Regions from separate parts of the Homo sapiens genome. Here all the other regions are linked to region 1. The links are chromatin contacts, found by Hi-C in ENCODE. All regions are on one chromosome and are shown on one strand. Each heading gives the region's core, a stretch centred on a gene start or an enhancer-like site at or near the end of the contact. The rest is flanking DNA. Distances are from core to core; before and after follow the strand shown. Region 1 has its middle 41 kb from the start of FAM124B. Region 2 has its middle 71 kb from the start of DOCK10. Region 3 overlaps DOCK10 (dedicator of cytokinesis 10).

What was found. A loop is a pair of places that touch in the nucleus more often than their neighbours do. Pooled maps may share reads with other maps.
Region 2: a loop to region 1 is called in a map of MCF 10A, with 5 times the contacts of the local background. The contact joins two enhancer-like sites. A Hi-C loop is called at or near these places in 3 of 168 maps with a recorded cell type or tissue (CD8-positive, alpha-beta T cell, MCF 10A and mammary epithelial cell), 1 of 37 single-sample maps with no recorded cell type and 5 of 50 pooled maps.
Region 3: a loop to region 1 is called in a map of tibial artery, with 9 times the contacts of the local background. The contact joins two enhancer-like sites. A Hi-C loop is called at or near these places in 24 of 168 maps with a recorded cell type or tissue (A673, B cell, Calu3 and 20 more), 27 of 37 single-sample maps with no recorded cell type and 29 of 50 pooled maps.

Annotation. Positions count from the first base shown.
Region 1 is chr2:224,359,343-224,362,506 of GRCh38, reverse strand. No RefSeq gene overlaps it. Among named protein-coding and RNA genes, the nearest start is that of FAM124B, 41 kb to the left of the region's middle. Within about 2 kb of position 1,671, at least 2 of the 41 ENCODE cell types and tissues checked have a DNase peak (open chromatin) inside an H3K27ac peak, as active enhancers do.
Region 2 is chr2:225,111,393-225,114,556 of GRCh38, reverse strand. No RefSeq gene overlaps it. Among named protein-coding and RNA genes, the nearest start is that of DOCK10, 71 kb to the right of the region's middle. Within about 2 kb of position 1,721, at least 3 of the 41 ENCODE cell types and tissues checked have a DNase peak (open chromatin) inside an H3K27ac peak, as active enhancers do.
Region 3 is chr2:225,000,794-225,003,957 of GRCh38, reverse strand. All of the region lies in intron 1 of DOCK10 (dedicator of cytokinesis 10), which reads left to right. Among named protein-coding and RNA genes, the nearest start is that of MIR4439, 8.2 kb to the left of the region's middle. Within about 2 kb of position 1,742, at least 6 of the 41 ENCODE cell types and tissues checked have a DNase peak (open chromatin) inside an H3K27ac peak, as active enhancers do.

The DNA of each region.
Region 1 (3,164 bases), core at 422-2,921:
CTGAAACCCACAGAAATGTTCTCAGCATTATTTTTCACTCCAAAAAATGTAAAAATGTAAATGTAGATGGTCTACTCTACTTTATCTTTCCACGTCTTTCTTTCTTCTTTCTTTCTTTCTTTCTTTCTTTCCTCTTTCTTTCTCTTTCTTTCTCTCTTTCTTCCCTCCTTCCCTTCCTTCCCACCTTTCCTCCTTTCCTCCTCCTCCTCCTCCTTTTTCTTCTTCTTCTTCTCCTTCTTCTCCTCCTCTTTCTTTCTTTCTTTCTTTCTCTCTTTCTTTCTTCTTTCTTTCTCTCCTTCCTTCCTTCCTTTCATTTTTGAGGCAGGGTCTCACTTTATGAGCCAGGATGGAGTGCAGTGGTGCAACCTCTGGGCTCAATTGATCCTCCTACCTCAGTCCCCTGAGTAGCTGGGACTATAGGTGTGGACCCCCATGCCTGGCTAATTTTTGTATTAGTAGAGATGTGGTTTTGCCATGTTGGCCAGGCTGGTCTCAAATTCCTGGACTCAAGCAATCCACCCACCTTGGCCACCCAAAGTGCTGGGATTATAAGTGTGAGCCACTGCACCTGGTCTCTTGTCCTTTTCTTAATAAAGATGTATCCACAGTTAGAAGGATAAGGAAAAGGGACAGAAAAACAAAATTCACAATTCTGTACATCAATCCCAGGTCACCATTAGAGATTGGGGTCCAGGGATGTTTTCATTCTGCCGGCATAAACTGTATCCTTTAGCTCTAATTCAGAGCTAAGATGATCAGAATGCAAGTGATGGGAAGTGGGGTTATGATTGGAATAACCTGGAATATTAATTGATAAAAACTGTAAACTTGGGTTCTATATTAATTGTAAAACACAAGCATTTTGTCAAACAGCCATGGACACAGACATCCAGTGTTCACTGGGATAGACAGGAAGGTACATTTCCCTTTTGCACAGCAACCAGGGTCCTATCATACTGCACAGGTTGGGTGTGCACACTTGAGGAACTACCTTCATTATTTTTGCATTTTTGGACTCATGTTAGTTAAGATAACTTTTCAGAGGGGACAGCTGAGGGTTGCAAAGAAAGTTTTCCTTTTTCCAATTTACACAAGGATGCCGTATAGGCTAACAAGAGGCCATGAGGGCATTTGCCCAGACATGGTGGGAAAGGGCCAGTGGCAGAAAGCAATGGCCTTATCAAGGCCATTTTTACCCAGAAGAGGTAAAGACAGCAACTGAGAAAAGGCAAAAAAGACACCTGTCATTGCATATGAGCCTCACAGGTCCCAGTCTTAGTGGGACTACCTAGAATTCCTTTGTTAAAAATCACTGCAGTCATTTTTATGTAAGATGACTCATGTACATCACAGGGACATGCTGATGCCTAACTGATATTAGTGTTAAGTGGATTCTTGTTTGCGTAATACTTTATTGATCATAAAAATTATCTTTAAGTGGAAAAACAATAATCCACAGAAGCAGTTAAACTATATAATAGAAGGATAAAAAATTTCTAAATACTTTTGCTAATTTTCATTCCTAGTTAAACTTTATGCCAAGCAAACTTGCAACCTACTAGATTGTCACGAGGCCAAGTTAGTTGGCAACAAAATGTAAGTTGCCCACGTATATAATTGAGCTCTCCAACTATAACAAGTTCTCATGTTTCATTTCACTCTTAGAAGGAATTGTGTGCAGTATTGACTCATAATTTGTTCTACTGGAGGCTAAAAAGCTTGTCAGGTGGCAATGATTTACTTGAATTAATCAAGAATGTACTAGTTTAAAAAAGTGATTTTTAAGTCTTTATAAATCTCCAAATTAACACTGAATAAAGAAATGTAGAACATATAAAAGGAAATAAAAATGTTGGATTCTTTTCTTTTTCTTTCCTTTTTTTTTTGAGACAGAGTTTTGCTCTTGTTGCCCGGGCTGGAGTGCAATGGCACCATCTTGGCTCACTTCATCCCCTTCCTCCCAGGTTCAAGGGATTCTCTTACTTCAGCCTCCCAAAGTAGCTGGGATTACAGGCATGCACCAACATGCCCGGCTAATTTTTGTATTTTTAGTAGAGACAGTGTTTCACCATGTTGGCTAGGCTGGTCTCAAACTCCTGACCTCAAGTGATCTGCCCTCCTTGGCCTCCCAAAGTGCTGGGATTACAGGTGTGAGCTACTGCGCCCAGCCTAAAAATGTTGGATTCTATCCACAATGGAAATCTCTTCCCAGAATTAATCTCTCCTTTTCCTACCCTCCCATATTTCCTTGTATCTCTGTAATGGCAATGATCACAGTTTGTCTTATAATCTATGCTATGTTGCACATGTACCTGATTCCTCTAAGGAGTAATGAGGGGTGATGAAGACTAAAGATTATTTTAAAAATTATTATATTCTCTAAATTACACAGTAGAATGTTTAGTTCATAAGAGATGTTACATAATAATTCTATGCATTATAGTTGGCCATCATGTCTATGGGTATAAATTTATTCTAATCATGTTGAAAATATCAATATTTCAAAACTGTCTTGAACCTTATTAAAATGTTTTAAAATGTAGATTTCATTATTATTCAATTGTGAATATTATTCATACTTATATTATGATTCAATTGTATATAATTTAATTATGGTGAGGCCAACAGATCAGGAGACAACTGCCAGACTGCCATTGTAAAGATAGCTATTGCTCACAGCTCCTGGTGGAGGGGGCATGCCACACCATTCACGGCCACATGGGAGAGCACTAGGGCAAGTCAGGAGGCAGAATTGGTGAGGGGAATAGTGGGCGAGGACCTTTATCCTGGTTTCCCTGGTGGGGTGGGCTAAGCAGGCTTAGGATTGGCTAGTTTGAATAATTCCAGTGAGCTCTGGGGTGGAGGGACTGCGTCTGGTTGTCTAGTATTTGGCCCTGGGGTGATTAGGGCAGGGGAATATTGGCCTGAGTCTGAGGGCCCTATGACAGATGCTAAAGGAGGTGGCTGGGTGTGGGCTCTGGGGTCGTTGCTTGGCATCTGAAAGGTGCACTTGCAGGTGAGTCCTTTACTATCTCTAGAAATTGGCTGGCCTGATTCAGGCAGTCTGTCTAGAGTCAGCAAGGTCCTAGATGTCAAAGCATCAGAATAAAAAGACACACTTAATACAAGTGCGGAAACTGCTGCCCAACATATAGAACAATCAG
Region 2 (3,164 bases), core at 472-2,971, 750 kb before region 1:
TCAGTGCATGCATTGTTTTGTGGTTTTCTCATATGCCAGACCAGATGAGAAAGCAATTCTTGTTATTGCTTTGTGATTCAGTATACCAACCCATTCTAATCCACACACATACACACACACACACACACACACACACACACACACACACAAATGCCAGTTGGAATGTGTGTGCAACTAAGTGCATACTTCAGAACTCTAGGCAACTATTAATTTTTGTGTTTTACATTTTATAGCAGATGTTAATTAGGAAAATTTTTAACTGAGTCAAAAAATGTTAATTGAATTATCATGGGATTACATCGGTAAGTGCTGATTTCACCATTATGCTATGTAAAGTTGCATCCATGAGTAAATTATTCAGAGAATTTTAATGAATTTTCCACTATTCCACAGGACTTTTTCTCCCTAGTTTCTCCTTGTGTAGTTGACCAAATAGAAAAATTTAAGCTGTAACAAGATTATCTGGAAATCTATTAAAAATTAGATAGAAAAGTTGTTAATTTACTCTTCTCATGGTGCATTATATATTTTGGGCATATACAATCTTAGGTGAGTACAAAATTTATTATCCAAAAAACTGAAATTTATATTCAAGCTCAGTAGACATGAAGCAATTATAGTTAATATTCTAAACACATTATAGTAAATAATTTAAGATCCAGCATTTGTATATTTCTGCAGATGATGACATAGTGTTCCATGAGGCCATCGTGATTGTAACACAGGGTATAGTGTAGGATTCCAGAGGGATTTCACAAGCAGAATTCTCCCAATCTTAGCAGGAGTCAAAAATTAAGTTTGGCTCACCTAACAGACTTGAGTCTTATCCACCCATAGATTCTGAACATTTCCTTTATGGGTTTGACTTCTATACTATAAATTGCTTGCTTCTCAGGGATACTGAGAATTAACAGTTGTCGTATTTTTGGCAGTTTGGGAGAGGCACCATGGTATACAGTCTCCTCAAATCTGGCATTCACTGCCAGCACTTATACTGAGCATTTCGTAAACAATGAAACATCTATTTCATTTGCACCACTGTTGGATAATCTCAGGCCTTAGGGACTTCTGGATCACAGATGTGACAGATATCAGATTTCAACAGCCTTTGAAACAAAAATGTTCCTGTACATGGGTAGAAATTCCAACCATGTATTTCTATAATTTCATACAAACATTTTGAAAACGAAGTCACAATTATTTTATTTTGTTAAGAACATTCAATGCCTGTGACATTGTATTTTACTGGGTGTTACTCTATCTTTTCACCATTCTACAGAAAAAAATCATGAGATACAGTTTAGTGTAGCAGCAGGGCACAGGCTTGGCATCAGACTGAGCAAAATTAGTTCTGGGCTGTCACATGTAAGAGGTTTATTAGGGGGAAAGATGCTCAGACTTTCCAAACTGTTAACAATTTTTCTTTATTAATCTGTTTTCCATGCATAACACTTATAAGAGGATGGTTAAATAATATGAAAGCATGTAGCATACTGAAAGCCTATAGTCCACAAAATGTAACGAGTGACATGAATCCAAAAGGAGAATGTGCATGTGTGCATGCGTGCACGTGTCCATGCTGACAGCTACCATTTCTGCATTCAGAGGAGAGAGAGGATTTCCCAGGGAACAGGCACTGTGGCTATCGAAAGCAGGGCCTGCAGCCGAACCTGGAATGCAGAAGTGAGAACAGAGATGGCTAAACTGCTCTGTAGGATGAAGTTTAAAGAAAAGGGGAAGAGTAACCTTTTGTACTCACGCTGTTTATTTAAAATCATTTGTAAAAATGATTTGGCGTCTTCCTGTGAGTGGGCTGGAGGGTCGGGAGTCCCAGGCACTGAAAGAGGCAAGTAGATGAAACAGAAAAGGAAGGCAGCTCTGAATGAGGGCCTGCCCCAGCGACCAGAAGGAGGCCCTTGGCCAAGTGGGTGGAGACAAAATAAATTAATGGTCTTTCTGTGATGAAGTTCAGCAGTGGATTTCAGAAACAATGGTGTCTGATATCTAATTTTACTGATTTTCCCATTCAATAGTATAATGCCTTGCCCCTTATCACCCTCTGGTAGTCAGTAAAGGCTAATCTTCCACTAGTTTCACAGTGTTCTTACATTAATGTAACCTTAGGGTTTAAAGAGAAGTAGTTATGACCATACGGGGACAGGGAAAGGAGTCCAGAGAAGACTAGATCACCAGGAAGATATAGCAATGAGATGGCCAGATGCTACCAGGGAGAACAAGAGCACCTGGGAATACAACCTTCAGCATGACAGGCCACAAACATGATGTGAAAGCAACCTCTGAAATTTTCCAACAATAGTTGAAAAGAAACTGAATTTCTTATGTTTATATCAGAGCGAGACATCATTTTTACATTAAAAAGAAAGATAATCCCCAATTTCAGGAAAACTTCAGGATATTCTAGTTAAAGAAAGCGTTAGTAAATTTAAATTTCAAAAAAATAGCTTGAGTTAGTTCAAAAGTAAAAAACTAAAATTAAGTTGATTTATAAGCCTCATTGGTGTTTATTTAAATATTATTTTTCAAAGGTTAATGATCTACAGTAGCCTAATTGTCCATCAACAGATGAATGGATACAGAAAATGTGGTACATATGCATAATAGAATATTCAACCATACAAAAGAATAAAATTCTCTCATTTGCAACAACATGGATGGAACTCAAGGACATTAAGTTAAGTAAAATAAGCCAGGCACACAGACAAGTTTTGTATGTTCTCACTGATATGTGGGAGCTAAAAATTAAAACAACTGAACTCATGTAGATACAGATTAGAATGATGGTTACCAGCGGCTGGGAAGGGTACCCAGGAACAGGGGGAAAGTGGGGATGGTTAATGGGTATAAAAATATAGTTAGATAGAATGAATAAGATTTGCTATTTGATAGCACAATGGGGCGACTGTAGTCAACTATAATTTATTGACTATTTAAAAATAACTAAGGGAGTGGAACTGGAGTGTTCTTAACACAAAGAAATGATAAATGCTTGAGGTAATGGATGGTATTATTCTAAATTCCCTATAGTGCTACACATTCACTTCTTTTTTTTTTCTTTTTTCTTTTTATTTATTTATTTATTTTTTTTTGAGATGGAGTCTCGCTTTATCACCCAGGCTGGAGTGCAGTGGCATGATCTCGGCTCA
Region 3 (3,164 bases), core at 493-2,992, 640 kb before region 1:
TCATGTTTATTAACATTTTGATAGACCTAACTACATTTAACATAACAGTGAGCTCTATTATGATTGGACCTGTAGAGCAGATGTAAAACTCCAATTGCCACTGAACAAGTCACACAGAGAAAAGATGGCCTCTTTCCCCAAAGCAGCTTGGGAGTCACTGGCCTTATTTTATCAGTGTAAATGCACATTATGGACTTTAAAGAGACAATATTTCTTGTGGTTTAAGAGATAGGATGGCCATTAGGGATCAGGGATGCTAATGAAACATCAACAATGTTACCTTGTAAAATTTTGAACAAATACTACTATTAGATAAAACTTTTAATTTGAAACTAAAAGAAGTGAAGCGTATGTCTGTGTTTTAGATTTGCCTTTTTTGAACAAAAGGTTCATTCAGTCAAACATGAAGTCAACACACTCAGGAAAGTGTCAGGATTTCCAGATTGTGGGTCTTTCTTCTGATTCGAGTTGCATCAGCCACGGTTCTAAGGAGAATTCTACTCCCAAGATCAGCATTCTAGTGGAATCATAAAAGGTCCCACACCACCATCAGTGAACTTAGGATCTCCATGGGGATGTTTACCCAAAACTCAAACTGAAAAATGTAACCTTCCAGCCAGGCACGGTGGCTTACACCTGTAATCCCAGCACTTTGAGAAGCCGAGGCAGATGCATACTTGAGTCCAGGAGTTCAAGACCAGCCTGGGCAACATGGTGAAATCCTGCCTCTACTAAAAATACAAACATTAGCCAGGTGTGGTGGTACACACATAGTCCCAGCTACTCGGGAGGCTGAGGTGGGAGCATCACTTGAGCTCAGGAAGTCGAAGCTGCAGTGAGCTGAGATCATGCCACTGCACTCCAGCCTGGTGATAAAGTGAGACCCTGTCTCTAAAATAGAATAAAATAAAAATAAAAATGTAACCTTCAAATTCCTTCCCATTCTCAAATAGAGATGGAATTTGTCACTCTCAGAATTTACCCTGGTCATTTCTCGGTTCTTGCTGTCTGCCCCAAGACAGACCACACTGATGTGGTTCATACCAGTTCTGCAGTGTTGAGCGACCAACAACATTCTGTGGGTGACGAGATGCCACCTGCTGGCTTTTTTCTTTCTGCATATGTGGATGTTTACACCTGCCCGATCATGCAAGACAGACCACACTGATGTGGTTCATACCAATTCTGCAGTGTTGAGCATCCAACAACATTCCAGACTGTTTCTGGAAGCTGTGGGTGACGAGATGCCAGCTGCTGGCTTTTTTCTTTCTGCATATGTGGATGTTTACACCTGCCTGCCCATGCAACTAGCTCCTCGTGGCATGGCGTGGCCATTGTCTCACTATGATGAGGAGTCACTGAGACATTTTCTGTCTCCAAATATTCTCATCAGTTAACAGTTAAAGAGAGCTGAAGAGCTGACTAAATCTCAACTACTGAGGCCAAAGAAATGTATGACTTATCTATCAATAAAGGACCCTAAGAGGTGGAATCAGGCTTACATCTATGTAAACTCACTGAGAAAGCCGTGTTGTCATTGCTGTTCTTGGTCTGTGCCTGCTTTTATTCAGCATGCCACTTGGTAATGGAAACTTGAAGAAATGATACTACAAATAAGTGATATTGAGGATGACAGTCTGTTCATTTTTAAAGGGCAAAATGGCAAAAAGGATGCATTTGTCCTTTCAGACCTCTTCTCACAATGGACAGCAGGGGGCAGTGCTAATATAGGGAGAGTTTAGCATCAGGTAAACAAGTGGTATCGGCCTTCAAAAGTCAGATGCCTTCGTGAGCCACATAGCCTTTCACATTTGAAATACTCTAACTCACTTTTCCTCCCAAGTGTCATTTATTCATCCTTCACGGCCCAGGTCAAATAGCTTAGACTCTGAGAAGCCATATGGAATCCCCCTGACTGAATTACGCTCCCTCTCTCTTGGCTATGGGTTGCTTATGTGTGTCGCCTTACCATCTCCCCCCAGATTCACATGTTGAAATCCTAACTCCTTAGACGGTGGTATTAGGAGGTGGGGCCTTATGGAAGATGGTTAGGTCATGAGGGCAGAGCCCTCAGGAGTGGGATTAGTGCCCTTACGAAACAGGCTCAAGGGAGCTCATTTGCTCCTCCTACCATGTGAGGACAAACCAAGGAGATGCCATCTGTGAACCAGGAGGCAGGCCCTCACAGACACCACACCTGCCGACGCCTCGATCATGGACTTCCTGCCTCCAGAACTGTGTGAAATTAATTTTTGTTGTTTATAAACCACCCAGGTTATGGTATTTATTATAGCAGCCTGCATGGACTAAGACACTGCCCTTCCACAGTATTGCAAATAAAACTCTATTATAGAAAGTCTGTTGTATACTGGCCAGGCACAGTGGCTCATACCTGTAATCCCAGCACTTTGGGAGGCTGAGGCGGGTGGATCACAAGGTCAGGAGATCAAGACCATCCTGGCTAACATGGTAAAACCCCATCTCTACTAAATACACAAAAATTAGCCAGGCATGGTGGCGGGCACCTGTAGTCCCAGCTACTTGGGAGGCTGAGGCAGGAGAATGGCGTAAACCCGGGAGGCGGAGCTTGCAGTGAGCTGAGATCAAGCCACTGCACTCCAGCCTGGGTGGCAGAGCGAGACTCCGTCTCAAAAAAAAAAAAAAAAAAGGTCTGTTGTATATTGTTGTGTAGCTCTTTTCATTCATGACTTACCAAAGTCCCGAGCACCTACCTGCTAGTTCATCTATGTACTTACTGATAAATGCATATACCCTGAATGTGGCCAGACTACTGCTACTATTTCTACTATTAGTAGCTAACCAGTCACTTTAAAGTACTGATAAAATATCACTGCCCATAATAATGTTTGGCATCCCACTGTTGACACAAAACAGCACTAAGCCACTTCATAGTTTAACTCCAATTAACACATCATTAGCCAGATTAACACAATAGCTTCTAGTGATTAATTTTTTTTCTTTTTGAGATGGAGTCTCACTCTTGCCTAGGCTACAGTGCAGTGGCACGATCTCGGCTCACTGCAACCTCTGCGTCCTCAGTTCAAGCGATCCTCCTGCCTCAGCCTCCCGAGTAGCTGGGATTACAGGCGTAAGCCACCATGCTCAGCTAATTTTTGTATTTTTAGTACAGACGAGGTTTCACC